Regions from separate parts of the Mus musculus genome. Here regions 2, 3, 4, 5, 6 and 7 are each linked to region 1. Evidence: chromatin loops called from intact Hi-C (ENCODE). Cell type or tissue: heart. All regions are shown on one strand. Region 1 holds the start of Spry2 (sprouty RTK signaling antagonist 2). Region 2 has its middle 3.9 kb from the start of Gm35967. Region 3 has its middle 3.4 kb from the start of Gm41239. Region 4 has its middle 24 kb from the start of 9330188P03Rik. Region 5 overlaps Rbm26 (RNA binding motif protein 26). Region 6 holds the start of Ndfip2 (Nedd4 family interacting protein 2). Region 7 has its middle 24 kb from the start of 4930449E01Rik.

Evidence for each region. Peaks named below come from ENCODE experiments on the same cell type or tissue, not always from the same donor. Only the 100,000 strongest peaks of a DNase experiment are listed, where the experiment ranks them.
Region 2: a loop joins it to region 1, with 9 times the contacts of the local background. A loop is called at or near these places in 16 of 42 quality-filtered maps.
Region 3: a loop joins it to region 1, with 2.1 times the contacts of the local background. A loop is called at or near these places in 2 of 42 quality-filtered maps.
Region 4: a loop joins it to region 1, with 2.1 times the contacts of the local background. A loop is called at or near these places in 8 of 42 quality-filtered maps.
Region 5: a loop joins it to region 1, with 6 times the contacts of the local background. A loop is called at or near these places in 8 of 42 quality-filtered maps.
Region 6: it touches region 1 in a loop (2.8-fold over the local background); 3 of 42 quality-filtered maps call a loop at or near these places.
Region 7: a loop joins it to region 1, with 2.5 times the contacts of the local background. A loop is called at or near these places in 12 of 42 quality-filtered maps.

The regions. Positions count from the first base shown.
Region 1 is chr14:105,893,180-105,897,179 of GRCm38, reverse strand. It overlaps Spry2 (sprouty RTK signaling antagonist 2), which reads left to right and starts at 361. Exons shown (of 2, transcript NM_011897.3): 1 at 361-592; 2 at 3,379-4,000. The coding sequence starts at 3,430. In heart, a CTCF peak has its summit at 2,098; DNase peaks (open chromatin) are centred at 749, 1,069, 1,959, 3,459 and 2 weaker places; H3K4me3 peaks cover 4,000 bases; H3K27ac peaks cover 4,000 bases.
Region 2 is chr14:105,730,299-105,734,298 of GRCm38, reverse strand. No RefSeq gene overlaps it. Among named protein-coding and RNA genes, the nearest start is that of Gm35967, 3.9 kb to the right of the region's middle. In heart, CTCF peaks have their summits at 1,720 and 1,933; DNase peaks (open chromatin) are centred at 1,188 and 1,888; H3K4me3 peaks cover 2,788 bases; H3K27ac peaks cover 3,236 bases.
Region 3 is chr14:105,817,360-105,821,359 of GRCm38, reverse strand. No RefSeq gene overlaps it. Among named protein-coding and RNA genes, the nearest start is that of Gm41239, 3.4 kb to the left of the region's middle. In heart, a CTCF peak has its summit at 1,604 (motif pointing right); no DNase peak of the experiment used is centred here.
Region 4 is chr14:105,563,398-105,567,397 of GRCm38, reverse strand. No RefSeq gene overlaps it. Among named protein-coding and RNA genes, the nearest start is that of 9330188P03Rik, 24 kb to the left of the region's middle. In heart, no CTCF peak of the experiment used is centred here; no DNase peak of the experiment used is centred here; H3K4me3 peaks cover 1,047 bases; H3K27ac peaks cover 1,405 bases.
Region 5 is chr14:105,170,548-105,174,547 of GRCm38, reverse strand. The region is part of intron 1 of Rbm26 (RNA binding motif protein 26); the gene reads left to right. Among named protein-coding and RNA genes, the nearest start is that of Rbm26, 4.8 kb to the left of the region's middle. In heart, no CTCF peak of the experiment used is centred here; no DNase peak of the experiment used is centred here.
Region 6 is chr14:105,256,674-105,260,673 of GRCm38, reverse strand. Ndfip2 (Nedd4 family interacting protein 2) reads right to left here and starts at 2,051. Exons shown (of 8, transcript NM_029561.5): 1 at 1,672-2,051. The coding sequence starts at 2,001. In heart, a CTCF peak has its summit at 2,016; DNase peaks (open chromatin) are centred at 1,473 and 1,943; H3K4me3 peaks cover 1,816 bases; H3K27ac peaks cover 1,071 bases.
Region 7 is chr14:105,473,056-105,477,055 of GRCm38, reverse strand. No RefSeq gene overlaps it. Among named protein-coding and RNA genes, the nearest start is that of 4930449E01Rik, 24 kb to the left of the region's middle. In heart, a CTCF peak has its summit at 1,892 (motif pointing left); no DNase peak of the experiment used is centred here.

The DNA.
Region 1 (4,000 bases):
CCCTCCGCACCCCCACCCCCGCCTCGGCTTCGCCGCCGCGCCTCCGCAACGCCCAGTCTGCACGAGCGAGAGCTGCGCGCCGCAGCGCCAGCGGAGGAGAGGGGCCGGCGGAGCGCGCAGCGCCCAGGCCCCCGCGCGCGCCCGGCCCGGCCCTCGGCCCCGCGCCTGCCTCCACTTGGGAGCAGCCCCGGGCCCCCGGGTCTTGGCGAGCTGGCCTTAGGTTCTTTGTAAGGCCGTGCTCGCCTCGCTTTCTCTCATCGACCAGGAAAAAAAGAGACTCGCCAACGTTGCCGCTTCGGCCTCTTGTTCATTGAGAAAAAAAAAAAAAGGAGAGAGAGAAGGGGGGAAAAAGGAAATACTCCGCGTGCGCTTCTGGAAGGGAGGTCATCTATCCCGGAATCCGGGAGGGTTCCAACGGTGGAGGACTGGGTTCCAAAATTTCCCCGTGGTTTTAATCCACCGATTGCTTGGAAGTTGGACTGAAGCAGAGTTTGGAAAGAAGGAAAAAGTTTGCATCAGGACTGGATTTATTTGCACATCGCTGGAAGAAGAGGATTCAAGGGAGAGGGGTTGGTGCAAAGCCGCGATCACGGTGAGGAGCGTTTGGCTTTTCCCCTTCTGGAACCATAGCCGGCCGGGAGTGGGGTCCGGGTTCCTCTCTCCACTAAACCAGCTTGCTTCTCGGGAGCATTAGGGAACTACCCCGCGGATCTCCTTCGCCTAGAACAGGGGTTCGGCCATGGCCGGGCTACAGGGTACGCCTATGCAGTATCCCCCGTCCCACGACAGCTCACTCGTAAGGGGTTTGGGGCGGAGGACCGCTTCACTGCGTTCTACTCCTATCCCTGCATTGGCGACGATTCAGTCGCCGAGAGCTTTAAGGGAGGGAAAACACAAAGTGTTTTCTAGGTCGCTGTTGCAGGCTCTGGCATTGCTAACCTGTTCCTCCATTCGTTTGAAGGCTAAGTTGTAGAAGAGCCATCCTGAGGCGGAGGCGCCTGTGGGGCTGCGGTACTGGGCTTCTCACCTCTCCACCTCACCGGGCCAGGAGACCCGGCAGGCGAGCGGAGGCGAGAGTGCCAGGCGGAGGGAGTCCCCGCCTCTGCCGGGTGTGGACAGTCTAGCCCGGTGCGGGTGGGAGCGTCGCCCAGCCTGGCGCCGCGTCTCTGCGGTTCGGAAGTGCAGCTTTCTCTTTTTTTCCGTTCTTCGTGGTCGGCCTAGGTCACGCTTTTTTTTTTTTTTTTAATATATTTGGACACTGAGGCTGACTTAGCACAGGAAGAGATATCAAGTGGTCGCGATCGTTTTCCATTACCTGAAAGTAGGTGGCAAAATAAAAAAGGCTAGTTTTTTCCCCCCTTCCCTCTTTTGTGTTACTGTTTTTAAGATTTGGAGTCTTAACGCCTTTTTTACAAAGGGGTTTCTGTGTCGGTTTGCCCCACCCTAGTGCTGAAGTCCTTTCCCCCTAATCCTTAGTCTGATCACACACTGTTCTTAATGGGGGTTTCAAAGCACTCAAAGGGGGAGGGAGAGGAACTGGGAGAGCGCAGAAGGGGGGGGGGCTGCATTGGAGGCGGCCAGGGATCTGTAGAAATCAACTTTTTTTTTTCTTCCAAAAGATGCTACTTTGCACAGCAAGCAGGTCCTCACGGAAAAGTTTCCGATCCCCGGGGCTCATAGTTGTGTATGCCTGGCGGGTGCAGTGGGGCTCTGGATGAAGCTATTTTTCTTTCGTTTTAAGAAGTATGTCTTATTCTTTCTGATCTAAAAGGAGGTAGGCGTGTGCAGATTACAGGCAGTGCTTGCTTAGGTCATTGCCCCGTGGAGTCGCTCTGGGAGTGTGGGTGCAAGCTGTGCGCCCTAAGCCCGGCTCTTCCTCGGGCCGTCGGCTTTGGAAACTAGTGAGGACGGCCGTTTTGAGGGCCTTCCCAGAAACACCTTGTGGTGACCTTGCGGCGGGGGGGTGGGCGTGTTAGAGTGGCTCCCCCTCTTGGGGCCGGATGGCAGTTCCTCTTGGGTTGGGGGAAATTTTAGCCGCGGGGGTGGAGGAGGGGAAAGTGTGCTCGTGCCTTTCATGACACGTCCCCTTCGGAGGCGCCCGCGCCCCCTGCCTGCCTCAGCTTCTGCAGATTGTACACGGGAGGGGCCGGGCTGGCCCCTGGACAGCGTCAGTCCGCCTGGAGAAAAGTCCCCCGGGGTTCTAGCTGAGTCCCACCTGCTGGGGACTGTGTGGGGGCGCAGATAGAGCCGATAAACGGGTTGAAAGCGAAGAACAGCCTTGTGTACCTTGCTGTTGGAGGTGAGCAGATCCGGTTTCCAGCTCTGTCTGGTTTGTCACCTGCCTTGTTCGCTGTCCTTTTCCAAAAAGCAGAGGTTGGGTTAAAAAAAAAAAAAAATCCGGTTTTGCTTATTTTCCTTTATTTTCATGTGGACTCGGGAGAGGGGATGGGATGGTACTTAAATCGAAGCATGACTGTAATTTTTAAGTTTACTTGACAGGATCATAGGCTTCCACTGTGACATTTCAGATTCCTAAAACTTTTCTTGTTGCAGTTACTTGCTTTGTGCTCTCGGGTATTTTTCAAGATGAGAAAATCATGGGGTGTTTTTGTGTGTGTGTGTGTGTGTGTGCATGCTTTATTTATTAAAAAATGACTTGTGGTTCGGAACCTAAGGCTAGACGCCTAGGATGTGGGTCTGTAGAATATTTGATGTACAAGTTGTGGTCTTAGGACTTTATTTTCACGTGCTACCTAATGGAATTCGAGATGACTTACTTTAATTATATAACTTTATGCTAATAATATTTATTTAAAACTCCGCTTTAATTGCCCTTGAAATGTTCTTTTTAATCACAGCCGTCCTATGGGATTGGAAAAAGATAGGGATTAGACCACTCACGGTGCAAGTGTGATGTAGAAAAAAAAAAAAAGACTTGACCGATACGTTGTAGGTATTTGTTGGTGTTTCATGTAAAAATGATCGCGACAAACTTAAACCTACTTCAAGATCTGAAGAGTATACCTGTGAAACTGTTGGCAGCAGTTATGCGCCAGCGTTTCCTGACAATTTTTTCATCCGGCCGGAGCCTTCTAAATTGCATGTTTATTTGAGTGAAGCATTCAGTGAATCGGTAGAGCTTAGCTTTGCGTTTCTGCTCTTATTAAGACTGCAGAACTGTCAGGGCCTAGCCTTAATTTTCACTTTTGAGAACATGCCTCGACCATTAGCTGTTCTCCTACCTCAGCCACCACCAGCGCATTTCCAAGTCCCATTTTCTCTAGAGGATGAGGGAAGTGGAAGAGTTGTCAAGTCTGGTGGGTGGAGAACGGGAAGTCTTAGAGTGTAAACCATTTTCTTTCCTCTTGGTTTCCCCAGGAGTTCAGATGTGTTCTAAGCCTGCTGGGGTGAACACACTGCCAAGACCTGATGGAGGCCAGAGCTCAGAGTGGCAACGGGTCGCAGCCTTTGCTGCAGACAGCCCATGACAGTGGCAGGCAGCGCGGGGAGCCGGATCCAAGAGATGCCCTTACCCAGCAGGTACACGTCTTGTCTCTGGATCAGATCAGAGCCATCCGAAACACCAATGAGTACACAGAGGGCCCTACTGTGGTCCCAAGACCTGGGCTCAAGCCTGCTCCTCGCCCCTCCACTCAGCACAAACATGAAAGACTCCACGGTCTGCCGGAGCACCGCCAGCCTCCCAGGCTCCAGCCCTCGCAGGTCCATTCTTCACGGGCCCCTCTGTCCAGGTCCATCAGCACTGTCAGCTCAGGGTCTCGGAGCAGTACAAGGACAAGTACCAGCAGCAGCTCCTCGGAACAGAGACTGTTAGGACCGTCCTTCTCCCACGGGCCTGCTGCTGCTGATGGAATAATCCGAGTGCAGCCTAAATCGGAGCTCAAGCCTGGTGACGTTAAGCCACTGAGCAAGGATGATTTGGGTCTGCATGCCTACAGGTGTGAGGACTGCGGCAAGTGCAAGTGTAAGGAGTGCACCT
Region 2 (4,000 bases), 160 kb after region 1:
GAACCTTGAGGAAGACTGGAGAAGTGGCTCAGAGGTGGAGTGCTTGCCTAAGATGTGAGGGTCTGGGTTCAATCCCTAACTTCAAAATAGGAAAGGCAGGAAAGAAAATATGCCTAAGAGGAGAGATATTTCATCCTTTTTAAAGCTCAATTTTAAAATCGTAAAAACACAAAGAATGAGAAAACTAATAATAAAATCTATTCAACATATTAAATATAGTTATATTTTGATATATATATATTTCAGATAATTACAATTCTAGTCATCACTTGGCCAAGTTTTGTTCCATTGGCAGGGTCTTGGGGAAAGGCTACCTGCAGAGATCTAAAAGAAACCAGAGGTGGAACCCTGAGCCATGCCCCTTCACATGATGGAAAAGGTCTCTCCAGGCTGTGTTCCCAGTACAGGTCCCTCTTTATGTGCCCTCCCACAGGCCTTAGCTGGCCCAAATTCTCCTCTTTTATGAGCATGGAAGGAGCTTGCATGGGTGTTCTGTTGTGACCTTGAAACAAGTTGAGAGTAAAACGTCTTTGCTTTGCTCCACTTTGCTTTGTTTTTCTTTTTCTCCTGCCTGATCGTCAGGGAGCTCTCTGGGTTAGAAGTGTATAAACTTGGTTACATTTTCAGCTACAAACGGCTGGCTGTTTTAGGAGGTACTGACAGCTGGGCTGCAAGGCTGGAGGACTGTGGAAATTCTGATGGGGAAGGTGAAGGCCTGGCAAATGGAAAGCATTTTGGTGGGTCTAATGATTTTGGGAAAAATCTCTGCAAGGCTGGAACATTTTGCCACACGTAAGTGGCTATTTCCTTAGCCTCTTCTGCATTCACTGAGAACTCCGTGTAGCTGACCAGAGACTGAAAGAGCTGCAAAAACAGTCCCAGTGTGGGTTTGTCAAGAGAGATATTCCATTTAGGTTTTCCAAATGTGTTGCATGTAACAAAAGCCTGTATTTCTTTTCATTCCAAAAGAGATCTGCCTCATTCTGGTTCATTTAATTCTTGGAAACATAGTTTTATATGTCCAGAGAGCCCTTTGAGCCTTTGAGAGAGCAAGCAAAGGCTTCCACCCCCCACCCCGCCCCCCTTCTCTGGAAGCAGGAAATAAGTCCTGCCAAATGCAAATGAGCTCAGACTCTAACAGGCAAAGCGTCAAAGCACCGAATGCTACGACATTTTAAGCATTTTGAGAACGCACACGCTTTACACAGCTGACGTTTTGGGGGTCTGGAGAACTACAGGAAGTCACACCGACCTATCTAAAGTTGTCATTTCAGGAATACTAATGTGTCTAGAACGGCCTTAGATTTATGTTAGGAAGTCAGAAGCCCTGCCCTTCCTTTTTTTTAAATGGTGGTTTCAGAATCCTAGGGGACTTTTATCAAAGTCTTCTGCCTCTGGAGTTGTCCGTGTGGTTTTGGAACTACACAGTCTCCCTCTTTGAGTCACAAATCCTAATTGGTCTGACATAATGCTGACCAACTGAAAGATGGCGTGGGCTGTCCTTCCAAGGGTTAACAGAGCTGGTTCCAAAGGAGTGAGGCAACCACAGAAACAGGATAATAAATGTGACACTCTCAGACTATCACCAGCAAATATTTGAGCTTATCAAATAACGGAGGAAGTAGTTTAGTTACAAATAAACCAATCTCTCATAAAACAAGTTTTCACACAGGGTCATTTCATTGAGCTGGAGACAGCTAGAGGCCACTCTAGGCAGAACTCCCACTCTGTGTACACTTCGTAACAGCCTCTCATGATTAATGGACAGCAAGGGGGGGAGGCTGGGCCCCAGAGCTCGCTGGAGCTGGGCTTCCTATCAGCCAAACAGCCATAAACAGCAGGTCAGGATTACTGCATGGGAAGTGCCTGTCCGCTGGGAATGTAGCTGGGTTTGTGTTCACTTCCCCTGCCTGCCTTCTCTCTCACAGCGCGCTCTCTCTTTTTCTCCCTGTATAGCAGAGAGCACCGTGTCCTAGAAACTGTAGTAGATGTCACTGCTTGGCACTTTCTGTGCAAAGAGGACAAGTATGTGGGCTCAGGGGGGTGGCGGAACGCTACTCTTAAAGCCACAGCGACTGCGTTGGCTAGGGGCTGGAGGAGGCTGTTTTTCTGGAGCCTTTGAAATCAGCATTGGCTAAAGCATCTCATTTGGATTCCAGAAAAAAAAGCACAGGCACTGTTTGGGGGTAAGGGAGGGGGGGGGCAGGGAGCCTCTTGTTTCAAAGAGAAATTCTCATCGCGTTTAAGAAGAAATATCAAAAAATATCCTGGCATAATTACAGCAATTCAGCAAGTAAAAAATGAAGCCTGCGAAGCTGCTAGAGTTTTGGATTGTGAATGTTCATTTCTGGTGAAATAGAAATATGTCCATTTCTGAATTTTAATTTGTAGAAAATTTGTTTCATTCCCCTAAAGGATAATAAAAAAATGTGAATTAGATGACACATATGCATAGAAGTATAAAAATAGAAACATTCAGACACAGCACTGCCATTCAGAGAAGGCATTTAATATGTTTTCTACCCATCTTTCCAAAATCTGTTAAAAATAGAATGTTGAGACCTTCACCATATGGGGAATTTTGTACTATTTTTCGATCAGATTCTAGCATAGTCATGGCCCTACAGTGTTAGCCAATGTTTTTGCATATATAGTTTTGGAGTTGAAAAATACTAATTTTTACAGCTTAGATCTCCATAGGGAAGCGTTTGAGAGCCCTTGCCGGTGGGTTCCTGCTACAGAGCAGCGTGTGCTTGCTTTGCTTTTCAGGTGTGTCATTTACCCCAAGTCTATGTGATGAGTTTTGAATAAAACTTGGAGAGGAGAAGGCAGATCTATTATCCTCATAGCTGTCTCATTAGATTTTATATTTAAAACAAACTCTCTGGTGATTGCATTTTCCATGGAGCTGGGAGAGATTCAGAGCTCAAAGTCTCTTGGCTTTATGAAGTACTTAGCTCTGCTAATGCTCTTTCCAAATGCACAAGCCCTGCCTGATACAGTCTCGTTCCTTTAAGGAATGATAATTGCATTGGCCGGCTCCCCTACTTGCCACCTGTGATACCAGCACTTAGATGCACTTTGTTTATATTGGGCATCTTCAACTACTTTTCATAACCATTATCTCTTCTGAGCCCTGGACCTGGATCTATGTTTAGTCATTGTGCCCTTGAGTCAGGATTCACTACAGCCAGTAATTTCTCTGTACCTTACCAACGGTGTTTCTGCTGTCCTCTTACCTAACCCAGACAAAACTTATGTTGGGAATGTGCAAAGAAACAAGAAACATAACGCTCTTATACCTTCTGGAATACTGTGTGATAGTGCCCACTAAGGGTTAAAGCATAGCTGTAGCTGGTGTGTGTGGGTGGAGCTAAGCGGCCTGTGGCTGAAGCCTGGGGCAAGCAGCCTATTTCCAAACAGAGTTCTTTCAGCACTGACTCGCCCTGTCTGGCTGTGTACCTGTAGACTAAAGCCCCCTTTCTATTAGTTTCTTCCCCACTCAGGTTGCTCAACATGTTAACTGTACTTAACAATAAATTGTATTAAAAAAATAGCCAAGGGAGCGTATGGGGGACTTTTGGAATAGCATTTGAAATGTAAATGAAGAAAAGACCTAATTTTAAAAAAATGGCAAAAAAAAAAAAAAAAGAGAAAGAAACACGTCATAGCCTAAACATACAAAACTTATATAATTTTCTAGCACTTTACATTAGTCTTAGGCTGGCATATCTGCTTACCATTCACTCATGTAGGTCTCTTTTATTCCTGTAAGTACTGTTGATGGTAGTTGATTTATACAAGTATACCTCTCTTTTGCCTTTATAGACTTATACAATAACTTTTGCCTATTTTCATGTAATTGTATGCATATGTCTATATCATTGTGTTAAATGTTTTCTATAGTTTTACTAAAATGGTATGCTATGCTGGTTGTTGACCAAGTAAAAATAAGCTAAGCCATATAAAAAAAATAGCCAAAAGAGAGGATTTTAAATGT
Region 3 (4,000 bases), 76 kb after region 1:
TAATAGTGAAAATCAGAGGACTCTTTGCAATTCTAGGCAAATGACAACCTTAGGATTAAGTGCATTTGGGTACAAAGTCTCTCCTTCCCATTTAGAAGCAAGGTTTCCGTTCTTTATGATTTAATTAATTATTTATTTTTTTACCTCTGAAATGAGACTTTTGCCTATAGATGTGACATACACAGGGTTGCTGAAGAAGCAGGTGAACTGTGCATCTAGAACGCTTCAAAGAATACCGGTCGTGAGGAGAGTCTTATTATTGTTGGGGGGGGGGTAGCATTAGGGATAGAACCAGGAGCTTTGCATATGGTCTGCAGGGGCTACTTTTAAAATAACTTGTGTGTGTGCGTGTGTGTGTGTGTGTGTGTGTGTGTGTGTGTGTGTGTAGGGGTGCATATTTCTGTTTGTGTTATTTATGCATTGTTGTGTTGCATGTGTATCTGTGCCTATGCATGGTCGTGTGGAGGTTGTGGGTCATTGTGGAGGTCAGGGGTCCTTCCCTCTTTCGCTTTTCACCTTACCTATTAATTTATAAAAGTAGTTATACATTTGTCTTTGAGACAAGGTCTCTCACAGAACTCAAAGGTCATCTACTCGGCTAAGCAGAGTGGCCAATGCTCTTTAGGGACTAGCTTCTCTTTGCTTCCCTGTATTCCCAGTCCTGGGATTAAGAGAACACGGCAGTCCTGTGGTTTTTACAGAGGTAGGTGCCAAGGATTCGAACCCAGGTCCTCACTCTCTTGCAGCAGTCCCTTTACCAAATAAGCCACCTCCAACTCCAATGCCCTTTTTTAAAAAAATCCCTTGATCAATTAACTCTTTTTGAAATTCTCTCTTTCCTCGCTTTCTAGAATATTCTTCTCTAAGTCTTCTTGTCCCTGTTTCAGGTTGTTTTTTGGGTGCTCTCTCTTACTATTTTCTGCGGTTTTTCTGTAGTGCTTGCTTAGTTTTGTCTTCCTGACTGTCTATATATGCCTGCTTCTGTCTGGTCTTTCTCATCGCTGGCCAGCTGACCTTTGTCCAACCCCTATACGAATGAGCTCACCCTCTCTGCTTGACCTTGAATGTTTGAATTCGTCTGTGGAGATGGCTTCTTCTTCTCTGCTCACTCTGGGCATTAAGGAAGTTAACTTCCAACTATACAGTTCAGCCATACATTCTCATTTCTGAATCAAACCTCTTCTCTTCATTTCAGACTTCTTATTTCACATGGATCTCTGTGGTACCACCGACTACTTATTACCTTCTCAGTTTTCAAAGACATCTAAATTCTTTCCTGCTCAAAGATAGTATTTTGATATTTTCCTCAATCTTGTTCTTTCCTTATTTTAAACACTTTCTTTTTCATTGTTATCCATTCTGTTACCAAAATATTGATTTTCTGTCAGCAATATTGCTAGAATCTATATAACTCTTCATCACCTTGGTTCCCAGTTTAAACTACCAACATAAATGTTACTTCAAAATTTGGCAACTCACCTATTTTGTCCATTCACAGAACAACCTTTCTACATCACTCATCCATTATGAATTTTAAAAGTACGTTTATATTGATTTAGTGTAATTGTGTATATCTGCATGAATTTTTGTGAACTGCATATGTGTAGGAGCTCATGGAGGCCAGAAGAGGGCACTAGATCCACTGAGGTTAACTACAGACTGTTGTGAACTGACCGATATGTGTGCTGGAAACTCACCTTGGGGCTTCTAGAACACTGAGCAATCTTAAAGTTCTTAGCTATCTCTCCAGTCCCTCTTCCCAAGAAGCTGTTTAATGACAAGTAAATGCAAGACTCTTGACAAAGGTCACACTCCTTGTCAAGTAGCCCTATTTACAATTTCTTTCTGTTTGCTTGTTTTCTGCCCATTCAAGTTTTAGGGGATGGCTAACAGCTCCTGAATGTTGCTGTCCTTATCCTTATGATTGAAATCATATTGAACCCATCAAATGGATACACCTTTGGGGTTCTTGGCAGATGCTAACAGTCCTTTTGGCCTACCTAAGAGAACTTCATCTCTCTAGGTATCTGTATCCCTGCTGTATCTATGTGAGTGACTCAGGGAAAGATGGTTGATATATTTAGCTGTAGTATCTGCTGTGTACTATTATACACATTCTCTTCCTGCATATCACAAGAACTGAAGCTGGAGGACACTTGGGGCAAAACATTTCTCTACTGACCATTCCGTTGTATGTGATGGCTACAAGGCTGAGGTTGTTCTAGTCACATTGCTTCACAGCTAAAGAAGTGTTTTCCTCTCTTCTTTTCTGCAAGTCTTGAACAAAGAGGTTGCTTGTCTCAGCTGTGACTCATGTCTATTTTGCAAACATGTGGGGAATCAGCCTGAAGACAAAGCTAACCTAGAAAAGATGACAAGGAACACTGAAGACAAAGATCACATCATCCCGGATTCCCGCCCCATAAACAAGGGTTGCTGGAACATGACACTATCTGACAGGATTCTTCTTTTCTGCTGCATATCATCTCCCACCTGTTTTGGTTTTTGTGATAGATGACATTACTGTGTGACAGCCATAGTACAAAGTATAAAAAAGTATGAGCAAGGTACCAATATTATCCTCACTGTACATAAGAGGAAGCTAAGCCTTTAAGAGTTCATTAATTAGTAGTGGCTAAATAGTTGGTAAGGTTGGTAAGTGCTCCAGCTGTCATCCAAATGTGGATCCACCTGACTCTAGCCTTCATCCTTCAGCATCCACGGGGCTTAGTTTGACTAAGTCACCTTCAAGACAGCTATGGCATGATTTCCTTCCTAACTTAGGCCAAGTAACTGAAGTCTTGTCAGAATCCTACTGCTGCTGCTTCTATCTTCCATCTCCTACCTTTTTCCCTTCCTTCAGTTTCAGTGCTGAAGATCCGCTCAGAGCTTGCTTATGCTAAGCATGCTCTAGCCACTAAGCTACACTCTTCATATTTTAAAAAAGATTCTATTTCTCCCCCACTCCCCGTTTGTGTGTGTGTGAGTGTGTGTGCGCGCATGTGCCCATGGAAGCCAGAAGAGGGTGTAGAGGTTCCTCAGAGCTGGAGTTATAGGCAACTGTGTGTGGGTATTAAGAACTCAACTATGGGAAGAGACAGGAGAGAAGTCCAGAGGGCAAGGAGAATGAATAGAAATATGTAGCAGTGGAGAATGGGGAACAGGGGTTGGGGGGACCACTAGAAAATCCCAGACACCAGGGAAGTGAGAGATTCCCAGGACTCAACGGGGATGACGTTAACCGAAATACCCAACTGAGGGGAGATCGAACCCGAAGAGACCACCTTCAGTAGATAGGCATGCCCCTCCCCCAGTTGAGGGATGGGGCCACCTACCCATCACAAAATATTTACCCCAGAATTGTCCCTGTTTAAAGGAGCAGAGAACGAAGGAAAGGCCATCCAGAGGCCCCCCACCGTGGGATCTATCCCATCTGCAGACACCAAACACTGACACTATTGTGGATGCCAAGAATTGCTCACAGTGTGACTGTCCTCTGAGAGGATCCGCAAGCATCTGATTAAGACAGATGCAGATACTCAGCCAACCATCGAACTGAGCAGGGCGACCCCAATGGGTGAATTAGGGAAAGGGTTTGCAACCCAATAGGAAGAACAATAATATCAACCAACCAGACCCCCCACCCCACCCCCAAGAGCTCCCAGGGACTAAACCACCAACCATAGAGCACACATGGAGGGACCCATGGCTCCAGATGCGTATGAGGCAGAGGATGGCCTTGTCAGACATCAAGCGAATGAGAGGCTCTTGGTCCTGTGGAGGCTTGACGCCCCAGGATAGGGGGATGCTAGAGCAGTGAGGCAGGAGTGAGTGGGTGGGTAGGTGGGGGAACACCCTCTTAGGGGCAAAGGGGGGAGGGGATGGGATGGGAGGCTTGCAGAGGGGAGTAGAGGAGGGGGCATTTGAAATGTAAATAAAATAACCAATTAATAATAACAATAATAATAAAAGAACTCAACTAAGATCCTCTTCTAGAGAA
Region 4 (4,000 bases), 330 kb after region 1:
TTGGCATAAGTGTGTCCAGTCCCATCTTCAGGTAGGCAGACCTGGGCTGTATAAGAAAGATGGCTGGACATGAGCTTGAGAACAAGCCAGTAAGTAGCACTTCTGTATGGTCTCTCCTTCAATTCCTGTGCTGAGTTTCTACCTTGGCTTTGATGATGGGCAGGGACCTGTAATCTGAAATGAACCTTTTCACCACCAAGTTGTTTTTGGTCATGGTGTCTACTACCAAACCAGACACCAAACTAAAACATCCTGTTACTTCTCTAGCGTATAGGCATATGTATACACAGAAGACATCATTACACATTATTAAGTATACACATTATAAATATGCATATGTAGTATATGTATATTCAATGAAATGTTAAAATTATTAAGAAAATCTTTCAAAATCAATATGCTAAAACAAATGTAGAAATGCACATCTGTATTTGCTGCACTCTGGAGGCTGACACAACAGACTTACAAGATCAAGGCCAGCCTGTACATATAATTAGTCCCCGTCCAGCCTGGGCTACATGGTAAACTCCTGTCTATGAATGAATAAGCAAGCAAACAAACAAGAAATATTTTTTAATTAGTTCATGTACTTTTTTAGTTGGATTTTAAAAAACATTTTCTAAGAGACTAGGTTGAATTATGAGCTTTTGTTTATAATTCACAATTTTTGTTTTGTTTATATGGCCACAACGTCTAAATGATGCTGGAAGCAAGCTATGGAAATGGAAGAGGCAGTGGCTGTGCCTGGAAATTCAGTATTCTACCCGTGGTACTGGAGCCTGAACATTCTTCTTACACTGCCCAACTGAGCTGGGAAAGAAGAGTTGGAAACCTCAGCTGTCCTTGGAGGCTGCCTTGTGACTTACTTGACTTTTCTGAGCTTCCAAGTACCCACAGGTAATAATCCTGGTCTTATCTCCCTAGTGCTTTCAAAAATGAAATGAGAGATTTACGATAAGGTGCTTTGAATAGTAAAATGTGCCATATTATTATTCAAACAAGGCATTATCCTCTCAAACCTACTTAGAAAAGGTTGTCCATGAAATACTGCATATTAATGGGATCCTGGTCGGCAGACAGTGTAGATTCTCTGGGCAGCATTACGGTGTCAGCTATTTGTCAGCACGGCATAAATTCTGTGCTCCAAACAAGCCTTCAATGCCCTTCGGAAGTCTGGGCAGCGAGTGTGAGACTACTTCTTCTCTCAAAATAGGTACGACTGCAGAGAAAGGAAGAGTGTTTAAGAAAACACGAACAGCTCTGCCTGCCAAGTCTGTGCTCGAGCTGCCGTTTCTCACGTGACAGGTGTTGAGAAGAGAGGAAGCTTGTCTAAAAACCCAAGTCCAGGCAGGAATTTCCATCCCCTCTGGTTATCTTACCGAGTTCCTAGAATAGAAGCATGTCCAAGCCTAAGTGTGAATCTATACAAACATGACATTATAACAACAGATTTCTTCACCACGTTCCACGCCCAGCTCGCGGAGCGGCATCAGCTCCACAGTCCCCTCTTGCTGCTGTCTTTCAGTCCGTTGTGTGACCGCTTTGAGCAGTTTTGACCTTAGCGCCGTTTCTCCACAGTCTAGTATACTAGATATCTACAAAGGGCATGTTTTCCTCATCAACTGCATTGCTAGGTTAGATCTCAAATAATTATTCTACTAATTGCAAATTATTCCCAAATAATTTGTTATTTTATGTGTGTGGGGGAAGGGTGGTTTTACTTGGGTGGGTCGTTTAACATCAGAACTTTTAGATATGAAAGACTAGGGGAAAAAAATGGTCGTAGAGTTGACTCAACCTGGGAAGTGTGCTTCAGCCTGGGGATTCTCAGCTGGCATTTTACTGAAGTTCCATTCATTAGCTGAGATTTCAGATGTTCTAAGATATATACAAGAAGTTGACTGTGTGTCTATGCATACCCTGACCTTTATTCGGTTTATCACTCATAAATGTAATACTGAAACTCTTACTTAGGGAGACAGTGAAAAAGTTCAATTTCTCATCACTAATACCCTGGGAGCCTTTGCTAGTCCATGTTAATTTCTTAAATGACTAGGTATGTTTCTTAATTTCTGATCCCATTTCATCCTCTGGAAAAATGGAACATGATAGCTGCTAGCTAAAGGGGCTATATAGGTTAAAGAAGACTGTATGGAAAGCTCTCAGGATATTACCAGATACGGAACAAATATTCAACCCATGGTACAAACAGTGTCTCTCAGAGTTGATGCTCACTATTACTTCAGGAGGAAAAGTAGACAGTGGTAGGGAGCCTAAGGTGCAGGACGGCTTTGATTGTCTGAACTTAAAGGCAGATATACTACCGACTTCAAATAGTAAGAATGTAACTGTGCAGACAGCTTTCCTGCTCCTAAACCACAGGTCATGCCACATAAAATCTGAGGGAGGAATGCAAGAAGAGGGTGTTACCTCTCTCTTGGGTGACTTGAATTCCATGGCATAGAAAGAATGGAAGAATGAATCTAAAACTAGTTTTAGTTTCTTCAAAGTATTAATGTGTGTAGCTTAAGGTAGAGGTGGTGTCATGGCAAACGCTTTTGGTTCACCAAGAATCCTAAGCTCTAGTCTGCAAGAATTGGTCTCCTTCAAAGTTTGGAGCTGTGACGAAAGGATGGACCATCTAGAGACTGCCATATCCAGGGATCCATCCCATAATCAGCATCCAAACGCTGACACCATTGCATACACTAGCAAGATTTTATCGAAAGGACCCAGATGTAGCTGCCTCTTGTGAGACTATGTCGGGGCCTAGCAAACACAGAAGTGGATGCTCACAGTCAGCTAATGGATGGATCACAGGGCTCCCAATGGAGGAGCTAGAGAAAGTACCCAAGGAGCTAAAGGGACCTGCAACCCTATAGATGGAACAACATTATGAACTAACCAGTACCCCGGAGCTCTTGACTCTAGCTACATACGTATCAAAAGATGGCATAGTTGGCCATCACTGGAAAGAGAGGCCCATTGGACACGCAAACTTTATATGCCCCAGTACAGGGGAACTCCAGGGCCAAAAAAAAAAAATGGGAATGGGTGGATAGGGAAGTGGGGGGGGGAGGGTATGGGGGACTTTTGGGATAGCATTGGAAATGTAATTGAGGAAAATACGTAATAAAAAGATATTAAAAAGAAAAAAAAAGAAGTGTAAGCTGCTGTGAAGACTTCAGGGCAATTACTCTTTTGTGTTGGGTTTTTATGTATTATGGATTTGTAGAGTTAAATAAGGATACTCTTATTTCAACCCACCTGTTCATATAATTTAACAGTCTTCTGATCACTTGCAGTTCAAACTAATCAATAAATATTTGATAAATTGCAGTTTGTCAACAATTTAAAAAAATTGGTCTCCTTGATCCTGGCATGATGGCACAGACACCACAGGGCCTTTGCTTGCTAATTTTGTCTTCTCAAAAAGCAAGCAGACATATCTATGTGGTTTCTGTGAGCAAGGTATTGACGCCATGCTGTGGGCATGGCTGAGAGGACAAACAGCCCTGATCCGCAACAATAATGCTTCTCCCCTTACAGTAGGGTTAGATCTTGACAAACCCACCCTAAGTTGACAATGCAATGAGTGGAAAATGGTCTTATTGCACAACACTTACTGCACAGCATAGTTTAACAACACTGTACACTGTAAAGGCTGACTGCAAGCTATGGCTGAAGGCCACCATCCAGCATCAACAAAGACCACCACATTGCATGTCACTCACCTAAGGGAAGATTAAAAATTAAATTAAAATTTCTACCAAACAAGTACCAATTACAAGCCACAATTAAGTGAAACAGTTTTAAGCCAAACCACTGTTATATTGGCTGTCTCTATTTGCCAACCCCTGTGGAGTTGGTACTATATTAAGTATCATCTCAGGAGTCTATGCTCTCTGGTGCTGGCACACACACTTCTGTCGGATGAATTTGCATCTGGGATGAAGGCCATTCAGATGAACACTTCAACCTCGTGAGATCTCCCAAGTGG
Region 5 (4,000 bases), 720 kb after region 1:
CTTTCAAATCAACTGTACTACCATTTCATGTTCTTTTCAATAACTTAAAACATATATACTTAGTGTGTATGCGTTTAGTTTTTCTTTAATTCAAACAAAGCACATTATTGTAGCAACTATTCAGATGTCTAACAGTTAACTGCTAGTAGCGTCTACACTGTATCCCTTTCTAATGTACATTGTTGTTAAATTTAGCTCCTATTCTTGTTTCTTTTTTTTTTTTTTTTTTTCTCTTTTTTTTCCTTTGGAGACAGGGTTTCTCTGTGTAGCCCTGGCTGCCCTGGAACTCACTTTGTAGACCAGGCTGGCCTGGAACTCAGAAATCCGCCTGCCTCTGCCTCCCAAGTGCAGGGATTAAAGGCGTGCTCCACCACTGCCCAGTCTCTTGCTTTTTAAATTTAAATTTAAATTTGCATGTGTTCTTTATTATTCTTCTAGTTGATGACTTACAAAAGCTTAATTATTTACCATCTTTGGTTTTTAATGTTTTTTTTTTTTATGTAAAGTTTTTTTTTTTTTGCATAGTTTTGACATGTAATTAAAAAATTCATACTGTTTGCGGAAGGACTGTAAGTACATTATGTGGAGTTAAGCAAGGCTGCTTTGAAATGGCAACAGTAGATCTCAGCGTGGAAGGATGAAGAGGAGCTTCCTAGGCTTTGGAGAACATATTTTATGAATGTCGAGCAGAGGAAGAGAAGACTAGCAATGGTTAGTGATGCCAGAGGCGCTGGAGATCGCACAGGACTTTGCTGAGTGAAGTTAATCATGTTGTGTGTTGTTGAAGCTTTTTGTAGAAGCTAGCAAAGGGCTTAGGGTAGCTGAGTTTTGAGAGTGATGGAGAATGAGGTAGGATAGGAAAGACAGGTTGCATTTTTAGCCCTAAGGACAAATATGTGGGTCTGTTTACTCAGTTATAAGTTCTGTAGTTGTAGCAGAATTCTGTTCTTTTTTTTTCTTTCTTTCACAAATCATTAAACATTTAGGTATTGAAATTTTCTCTCAATACTTAGAATTGATGTCTTTTGATTTTTAACCCGTTTGCTTAGTCAGTCTTTTGCATGCATTTTTGGTAATGTGAAATCCTAATCAGAAAACCAGTATTTTTGTCATGGTGATTCAACCTTAAATTTTGGTTGTTAGCATGTAAAGTCATGGGTTTTATTATGGCCTTTGCATATATTTATGCCATTGTACTTTGTTTTTATTTACCCTTCTCACTGATGGTGGCCTTGACCTCACTCTTCCCATATTGCTTTCTCATTTTCTCCTCTTAGTAGTCTTCCCTTCTGTGTTCATGTCATGTGTTTCATTACTCTTTGCTTTCATCATTTCTCCTCCATAAGATCTCTCTCACACGGTCCATTGGTCTCTGTCTCTCAGACGCACAGGACACATTTGCGCTTAGGTTCTGCCAGTGAGAGAAAACAAACAGTTTCTTATTCCGAGTCTGGCCCAGTTCACTAAATACAGTAATCCCCCGTTCCATCTATTTTTGTGTACATGCCATGATTTTATACTTTATAACTGAAAAGATTCCTCTGTGTAAATGCACCACATTTTCTTTATTCATCCATCTGTTGGATATCTAGCTGGTTCTCTTTCTGAACTGTTTTGACAGTAAAGCAATAAACGTGCATGTACAAATGTTTCTGTCTTATGTTGAGTTACAGTCCTTTTTGTGTGTATACGCATGGTACCATTAGGCTTTTGAGGAACTTGACACTGACTTTCATAGGGGCTGCACCAATTTATATTTGTACCACCACTGAATAAGACTTAGCACTTCACGTCCTCACCAGCTTCTGGTTTCATTTGTTTCCTTCATCCTGACCATTCTGCTTGGGGTGAGCCAGAACCTGGAAGCCAACAGTTCATATAAACACTTTCCTTATCTGCTGTACACGTTCTGTTTTGAGAGAAAGCCTCTCACTGGACCTGGAGTTCCTTGATTTGGCCAGGCCAGCTGGCCAGTGAGCTCTAGGATCCACCTGTCCAATCTCATTCCGCAGGCTCCAGCTTACATCTGCAGACTCCAGGCAGGCATTTTACTGAGCTCTCCAGCCTCCTGAAAGAATTTAACTTGCCTCTCTCTGATGGCTAAGGTTATCTATTGGCCATTTGTATTTCTTTTCTTCTCTCTCCTCCTCCTCTTCTCTTTTTGAGAACCATCTTCAAGTGTTTGACCTGCTATCCAAGGTTTCATTTTTTTTGTTTTTAAATAGAAGTTTTCTTTACTATTTATTTATTTTTTTGGGGGGAGTGGGCTTATTACCACATGTGTTAATTTAATAAAATCGGGGGGTTTTTTGATATGAAGGAATTCCTCAAGATATTACAATCAAATCCTTTAATTTTTCAGGAATTAAGATTGACAGCCTCAGGACTTTGGAGTTTAATTGTAAAGATGAGAATGTTATAGTTTTTGCTTCTGCAGCTATGCATTGCTGTGAAGATAGGTTACATAGAGGAATGAAAGCAAACTTCTTTTTTTTTCCATACGTCAGTATTCAAATTTCAGTTCTGCCATTCAGTTAGCTTAGTGATCTATGCAAGCGAACCTTTCTTTCTTTAGTAGTATAATTAGGGAGAATTATTTGTTTCCTTGTATAGTTAGAAGAGAATGAGACATTCAGTAGTCTGCAGTTGTCCCTCCTTCCTACTGCTTGATGAATAGCTTACTTGGCTACTACTGCTATCGCCAACATTAGCATGGATCGCTGGTGTTTTCTATCCCCTTTTACTTGATGAGTGTTATTTCTGTGAAGTGTGAAGTTAAAATACTACCTCACAGTTATTTAAATTCAAGCCTTATTTATTATACACTAGAGCAGTAGTACTCACCTTTCACAGGGGTTGCTTAGGACCATTGGAAAGCACACATACTTACAATTCATAATAGTAGAAAAATTAGAGTTAAGAAGTACCAATGAGCCGGGCGGTGGTGGCTTATGCCTTTAATCCCAGCACTTGGGAGGCAGAGGCAGGTGGATTTCTGAGTTCGAGGCCAGCCTGGTCTACAAAGTGTGAGTTCCAGGACAGCCAGGGCTACACAGAGAAATCCTGTCTTGGAAAAAAAGAAGAAGAAGGAGGAGGAGGAGGAGGACGACGACCAGTGAAAATGATTTTATGTTTGGGGGTCACCACAACATGAATAATAAAGGATTGCACCATTAGGAAGGTTAAGACCCACTGCTCCAGAGTCAATGCATGTTTTAAGTATGTTATTGCATTGTAGTGTGGATAGTGTATTGTTTTCATTATGGTATACATTTCCTATTAAACCATTAGACTTTGATTTGCAGTAACCCTTTTAAAAAGGAACAAGGTTCTAAAAGCATTATACTCAGTTTGAAGGATACCTTCTTTTTGTTTGCTTATATTTGCTACTAAAATGTATTTTTTAAAAATTGCATTAAAATTTATTTTTTATTGTGAATTATGAAAAATTTCTGTGTTGTGTGCGCGCACAGGTGCATGTGTGCTTGCACAGTGATCTTTTTTACCCCTGAACCTTGATTTGAATTCTCTTGCTGCTGAGTAGCTGCTTTGGCATAAGTCAGTTTGCAACCCTGAATAGAGACTAAACAGAAATAGCAAAAAGCAAAAACTGTACCCATGCTTTTCTTACAAGTGCATTCTTGCTAGTTTCCACCTATAGCCTGTTGCTTTTTATGTGCATTTTAATTTATGTGAAGTTAAACTTTCTTTGTAATTCTCTGCCATATTGTTTATATTGGTCCCCTCTCTTCAATTTTAAGAAGTGAAAATGAACTGACAGCTTATTCTGTGCTGATCATTGAGGCTTTATTGAATGTGAACTAAGTTCTGTTAAAGACAAAATAGACTCTTAGGGCCATGTAGTAGCACTCCTTCCTGGCTATGAATATACTTCCATTATTTTATAACTTTTGATAAATGACTCTCAAGACCATATTCTGTGGCTGCAATTTTATATGCACATAGCCAGTAAATGATGGTGACAATCTCCAAAGATGTT
Region 6 (4,000 bases), 640 kb after region 1:
AAAAGGGAGGAGGGCAGTTTATCATCCTAAACACACGAACTTACTATGTAACCACAAAAGTAAAAGAATGAAAATACAAATTTAGACTATAATAAAATTCTCCAATGCTTCTCCCCATAAAAAATAATATTCTATCTAAAAGAAATAATTTATTTAGAATGACTGATTTCTGCCCTCTGCCCTTACAGAGTGGCTCCACCCACTCAAAGTCTTTATAGGACACAGCTTCAGTTTTGAAGGGAAAAAAATGTAGTATTTTATACCTTCTTTCAAAGTTTAGACAAAAGTAAACTCCAACATTATCTGAAGAGATTTTGAGAGAAAAAAATAGTCTCAACTAGTTACCTCCATCAAAAGCAAAAGAGACAATATAATAAATTAAAACTATTAACACTATTTTAAGTATCATCCATGGTTGAGCCCAATAAGGAAAAGCAACCCAAAGAAAGAATTCAAATCAAATTATATCACTTAGAGACACAAACAGAAGTGGGTAAGATTTGAGAAGTAAAACAAGTATCAATGATAAAATTACGTGGCTTTTTTTTTTTTTGCAAACACTTAGAAAGGGAACAATGTCTTTTAAAAAATATAAAGTTACCCAAAGCTGACAACTTGAAAAGCACCTTCAATAAACTGGCAAGATTTCTATTTCCTAAGCCATTCTGAAAATGTTGATAATTTTCAGAAAGTTCATAATCTAAATCACCTGGCCATGCTATAGCAAATAGACACAAATGACAGAGAATTCTTACCAAAGAAAAAATGAAAATTTAAGTCTCTACCACAATCCTTCAGATTTGTCAAAAGGCACAACACACATGCAGACAGACAGAAAAGATGACATATAGGACTAACTGTGCAATCTTATAAACCCGACACGCAATAGCAACAATATGCACAAATGCTTTTCTTCTCTCCCCCCGTAACTATGTTCCACTAAATTATCTAAAAGTTTATAAGTGAAAACGCAATAAAGTAAATATTGCTGACAATGCTATTCACAATATTTATCTCCAATGACATCACTAAAACACACAGGGTGTAAAATACAGAGATTCTGACAAAGAAAATACAGGGCGCATTTCACTCATTAAGCATAGCTGGTGGTTTACATACTTGAGTGATTTTAAAACTCTGTATTAAATGAAAACTATTTCATTTCAAACAAGGTTTGATTTTTTTTTCTAATAAAGCGCTGCACACACGAACACAGGCAAAGCAGGAACAGATTTAAAAAAAAAAGAAAAAAAAAACGATCACTGTAATACTAACACAATGGAAAAGGGCAAAATGACAAGGTTAACTAGAAGAGAGGCACCTTCCCCATCACAGCTCTTCTCTACCCCTCACGCCGGTTGTAGCCCTGCTGCACCCCACTCTATAACCTCACACAATTCAGGCCACCGGTCGGGTCGACTCCCTGACAGGTACCTGCACCCTGCCCCGCCGCAGGGGGACACCACTCACTGCTCACGGGTGTGTGAGTCAGGGAAGAAGGAGGGGAAAGAAAGCCAGCCGGGGTGAGTCGGGGAGCGTCGCCGGGGAGGGGGCTCGGCGGGGCGCTGGCCGTCGACTGCGGCCGGGGGCTGGCGGAGAGGTGGGCTGGGCGGGAAGGGGCCCGCCGGGACGCCCCGAGGCCAGCGTCCTCCCCGGGGCCCGCGCACTCACCACCTGGTAGCGACCAGTCCCCAGCTGGTGGTGATCCATCCTGCCCGCCTCGGGGTCCGGCTTCCGAGCGGGCGTGTCCCCTCGGCGCTCAGCTCCCTCGGCCTCCCGGGTCGACGTCGTCGCCGCCGCCGCCGCAGAGCCTCTTCCGCCGCCTCGGGTTCTGCCGCCGAGGTCGCCTGGCGGGGCCGCTTCACTTCCTGTCGCTCCCTCGGCTCCAGCGGAGAGCTCCGCGTCGCTCGCCGATCGGCGCCGGAGCTCCGGGGAGCCGCGCGCGCTACTGAGCATGCTCGGCGCGGACGCGCATGCTCTCTGGCTCCGCCGGCGTCCCATCCGCCGCCCGGCTCCGGAGGTGTCCCTAGGTGGGAGGAGATGGAAGAGTCAGGCAAGTCCCCGGGAGCCCTCTAGGTTGTCATCTAGTCGACAGTGGGCGGTGGCAACCGAAGCGGAAAAGAAAAAAAAAAAAAAAATCGTCCCACTTGATTGGATTTTCCTGTGAGGGCAGGTTTCACTGTGGGGCGAGAGGATGCATCGTCACTGCGGAGGGTGGAGGCGCTGCATTCCTAGAGCACCTGAGGACAGGTCGCCCTTTTATTAGTCCCCAGCCTAGAGCATCTCAAAGAGATCCATCTCAGGACAGGCCTAAAAAGGCGCTCATTCGAAATCATTAATGAGGTAATGAATTACCAAATACCAGGGACATATACATATACAAAGACCACATATACATATATAAAATCAGCTTTAAAGTCACAGTAAAATTTCGAGGAAGGAAAAAAAAAAGACAGTCTTGCTTCTGAGCACGCGTAGCCTTCCTCAGTAGAACAGCTCATTTGTGACAAATGTTAAACCCATTTGACAGCGTACCATTGTCAATCACTTAGAATCCATAATAGATTGCATTGGAGTTCATTTTGAACATTGTACGTTGTAGGAGTTCTGACAAATATACCCTAACTATTATATATCATACTGAACAGTTTCATTACTCTGAAAATCCTGAATAGGGCTTTACCCTCCTCTTTCTTTTGCCCCCTTGTTTCTAAGAGATTTACAAATTCTTCAAACATATTCTGATGACATACAGAGAAAGAGGCCTTTAGAAATAGGAAATGGGAAGGACAGAAGAAAATAATGAAGTGAGGTAGGATTTTTGTGTGTGTGCTAATAATACTCAGATATTCCTAAGATAATGGTAAAGAATCAGTTTTTGTGGCGCATCATAATACCCTGTGACACCTCTCTCTCCTCTCCTCTCCTCTCCTCCCTCCTTCTTTCTCCTTCTTTCTTCTTCCTTCTTCTTTTTCTTTCTTCTTCCTTCTTTTTCTTTCTCTTTTTCTCCTTTTTCTTCTCCTTTTTCTTTCTTTTCTTTTTCTTTTCTTCTTTTCCTTTTCTTCTTCTTCTCCTTTTCTTCTTCATCTTCGTCTTTGTCTTCTTCTTCCTCCTCCTCCTCCTCCTCCTCCTTCTTCTTCTTCTTTTCTCTCTCTCTCTCTCTCTCTCTCTCTCTCTCTCTCTCTCTCTCTCTCTCTCTCGGCACAGAGCATGTTTCTCTAACAATTAGAAGACTATGGCAGACCAGCAAAAGGTACCTTTTAACCCAAACATCTGCTTCTTGTACCCTGAGATCTGTGGCCCTACTCGATCTGGCCCAACTGTTCTTTTTAAGATAATCAAGCCCTTTCCCCATAACTGTTCTTACTATGGAGATCTCCTGGGGATCCGGGGAGGGAAACCTGGAGACCATCTCTCACTTTGCTTCATACATGTGCAGATGAGATTGCCGAAAGAAAGGAAGCCAGATGAGACTGGTACAACTGGCCAGATCCAACAAAGTTCAATAAACTTTGTATAGTTGTAGCTAGAAAAGTTAAGTCTTTCTGATATTTTTATTTTTCAGATGATTTATCAGATCTCTATTAGGATCATCTTAAAATATCTAATATTAGCATTGCCAGACCAGAAATAATAAAAAGCAATTGGTGTTGTCATACCTAATTTTCTTCATGTGTTCCAATGTAGTATATTTTAGATCCTAATTTAATCGATATTATTAGCACAAGTGCCAACTCCTTACAGTATCATCCTGAATAGAATTGCCTTTCATGAGCTAAACAACACCCAGTGTTAGCAAAGAAAAATTAGATCCCAATATAACTTGTTATTATAAAGGTAATTTAGAATTGAATTCCTGTGCCCTTTTATTTTCATTAGCTGTGTAGGTTCACTTGTCTCTAAATTTTATTACTTCTAAGAAAAAGAGGCCATTAAAAATCAGAGACCTGACTCAAAACAGACACCCCGAACCCTGGGTTATATCAGCTCTTCCATTCTA
Region 7 (4,000 bases), 420 kb after region 1:
TGAGCTATTGCCAAGCTTATAACCTAAAATGTCAATACCTTACTTTAAAAAAAAAATCCTGAAATCTATAACATGGGTGCCTGCCTGCCTGCCTGCCTTCCTTCCTTCCTTCCTTCCTTCCTTCCTTCCTTCCTTCCTTCCTTCCTTTCCTTCCTTCCTTCTTTCTTTCTTTCTTTCTTTCTTTCTTTCTTTCTTTCTTTCTTTCTTTCTTTCTTTCTTTCTCTTCCTTCCTTCCTTTCTTTCTTTCTTTTTTTTTACTTTTATTTTTTATTAGATATTTTCTTTATATACATTTCAAATGCTATCCTGAAAGTCCCCTATACCCTCCCTCCGCCCTGCTCCCCTATCCACCCACTCCCACTTCTTGGCCCTGGCATTCCCCTGTACTGAGGTATATAAAGTTTCCAAAACCAAGGGGCCTCTCTTCTCAGTGATGGCCGACTAGGTCATCTTCTGCTACATATGCAGCTAGAGACACAAGCTCTGGGGGTCCTGGTTAGTTCATATTGTTGTTTCAAGTGTTTATTAGCTGTTTCTTTAAAGATGTTTTTAACGTGTGTGTGTGTGTCTGCGTGTCTGTGTGCTATGTGCACAGAAGTACAGGTACTCATGGAGCCAGAAGAGGGCGTCAGATCCTCGGGCTGGAGGTACATGTAAACTGCCAGTCTTTGGTGCTGGAAACTGACCTCTGGTCCTCTGTAGAGCATTACACATTCTTAGCCGCTGGATCATCTTTCCATCTGTTCTGATTCAGTGAATCTCTTGCTATTGGCACATACTAAAACTTTCTTTATAGAAGTGATACTATTTTATTTTCTTTTTCCAATGAATTAACATAACTGAAATAGCCCAACTAAATAATGCCTACCAAAAAAAATCCCTTTTTGATTATATTTTTTAAATGTATTTGACTTTTATTTAAATACTTAAATTTAAACAATTTGTGCTCAATGGCCAATGGTCTATATTTGAAGTAGCAATCTTTTACTCCTTACAGCATTTTAGGGCAATGGATAAAGGAGAATCATTTAAGGCTATCGTCAGGATGGGGAAACATAAAGGCTGGGTCTAGCTGGCTGAAATATAACTGATACAATCCACTGTCTCCCAAAGGACTGAGCCACAAGACTATAAACCCTGAAAATGACTGGTGTGATTAGATTAATCATGTCAAATATAGTTTATCAATCACTTATAGACAGACATCTAAAGTTCATATTGTCTCAGCTCCTCCTAACTAATAGAACCTAACTGACAGTCCCTTGGAAAACATCACTGAAAATACAAGTGTTCCTCACCTTGAAAGCCAGATAAAATTCCATGCCCTCAAAAATAAATAAGTAAAAAAAATTTAATAAAATAACCCAAACTATAATGGAAATTGTCTATAAGTTTCCCTTAAGTCATATGCTGATTTATGCAAGTTATCATTTTTTGACTTGCAAAACCTTGAATTATCTTGGTGATTCACATTCACAATCAGTGGAACATACGAGCGTGGAGTTAAAACCCCAGCATTTATTGAATGCTTAGCACAAAGGGCTTGATGGCCATACCATAGGCTGTTGTAGACCCAAAATCTTTTATCCACAATGATTCTATGGAAAAGATAGCCAATCTGGCCATGCCAGTCACAAGACTGACCCCAACCATGATTACAGAATAAACCTCTAGAGACAGCCTGTCAAGGCTCTGTGTCCTGTCTAATCTCTGCAATGTGGATTATGGAGAATCTACTCACAAGTCACAGCTGAAGGCTGGTTTTTCACTTCCTTATCTGAGAAAATTTCATTTTTTGAATATCAAAGAATATTTAAACTATTCCAAGTATTTCAAGAGAGCTTTTGGCACAGAGCTCCCCACCTCAAGAGTTTACAGTTGCTGCCACCTATAGGCCCAATCTCAAGAGGAAAGGCTGGGGCTGGTACAAGCATAGGAAGTAGCTCACAAAGATTTTTCTTATTTAAAAAAAAAAAGTGTCTGGTCACCACAGACTTCTTCTAAAGGGAGGGTTGAAATGATAAATAACATTGGTTTCACCAGTGATAGTCTTTTTAATCCACCCAGTTGTGGCAGAAACTTAACAGCATCCGCCTTTCCACTCACAAAGTAAGGAAGCAAAAAAGCAGACAGCCAGTTAGCCACATCTTCAGGCACACGTAACTGTGACTGACCTGGCTTTGCATCTGTCTGGCTTCTTTGCAAACGCAAAGAGTAGGTGTTAAGAGCACTCATCCCCAAATGACTACTGCATGAATTAATGCATCTGAATTAATCCACCATTATTTAGTTAAGCAGATCTACCCATTTATGATGCCTGCGTATTGCAAAACATCACGTTGTACATTATTCACACACACGTTTTTTGTCTAAACATTTTTAAAATAGAAACACTTTCTTAGAAAGTTAGAAAATTAAACTAATGATTTCTATGAGTGACTTTTATGTATCTAACACAGAGATTGCTCTTACGTTATTCCTTATCCTGCTTCAGCTGACAAGTGATAGAGCAAACTTTGGAAGGCAATTTTTTTCCATTTTTTCCCTTTCTCAATAGCTACCTTGTCTCTGTGTACATACAAGTGCATTGGGAACTTGACAAAATATTTCCAATAGCTATTGATATGTAATAGCTATTGATATGTAATAGCTATTGATATGTAAGAGCATATACTGAACACAGTTAGCTATATTTGGCAAAATATATTGCTCCAGAGGGTAAATTTGATAAGATCCTGACCAGTCTGGAGTGGTAAGGTCCTACTCCCTTGGTGCAGTGTTAGGTTTTTCTGCTAGGCTTAAGAGATTCTCTGCAATTCAGACTTCTCATATAGCAGGATCTGCCTGATCACTACTGGTGAATCCTGGGGGAAGACCTAAGGCTGGAGCTAAAAGATCGCAGGTAGTGGTGAGGATGGCCTCTTCAGTGAGACAGCTAATTTTCATGCGGCTGTTTACGGGGACTGTGGAGTGAGTGTACATCGTTGACAGGGCCAGTGCACTAGGGATGCCTCATTTGCATAATGAGAAGTTCCTGGTGCTGCTGGACTTGGCCTTATAAGGGGAAAGGAAGTTTAACCTGGCTACATGACCTCCTCCACTGGGGCGAAGTAGGCCAGCAAGGGCTACAAGTGGATATGAAGGCCCAGGGCAGAGGGAAAGGACTAGATCCTACTGCTGATCTCTGGACAGATTTCCAGGGTTTGGACACACTTTGATCTCCCTCTTGTTCCAGGCCTGGTCCCCCATCCCCAATTCCCTGGCCCCACATGTTTCCTCTTGATAAACACTTGATATCTAAATGTTCTATCAAATCTCACCTTAGGCATATATGTCTCCTGAGTGTCCTGAAACTTTATATAAATGATAACGTCATTTCAATGATCCTTTTTCTCTTCCTTCTAGCAAAGACTCAGAGATGTCAAGCTCACCTTTTTTTGTACCCACCATCTTTTTCCTATGCTCCAACTTCCATTACCTCTATTCCATAGTCCTAGTGTCAATTCAGTATGTTCCAATAAAGTTTTTAAACATTTGGGGTAGATAAATGACTTTAGAAACTAATGAAGCTTGGAAGTGATATCTATGGAATCAACCAACTTGTAAAGCTTACTAATCAGAAAGGGAAGCCTGAACCACTGCCCATTTAATTAAACTATATCTCCCTCAGTAACCAGGTGAAAACTGGAATAGTGCTTATATATGATCTGGGTTTTGCAACAACTGTACTAGTCCCTCCATCTAAGATAATAAAACAAGACAGTAATCAATGAAATAAGAGTGTCAAACTGTAAGTAACTAAGCATATTTAATAAAACTTGAGAAGCCTTGACTTTATCATAAATGTGAAAATAGGAAAACTAAAAGTTAATATGAAATGTAAACAATAATTATAAATGCCATCAGTCTGGCTACTTACACATAGTCCCAGCTATGAATAGAAAGTTGAGAACTAGTAGAACAAAAGAGACAATGAGAAGAACAAAAGAGGAGACTCTTA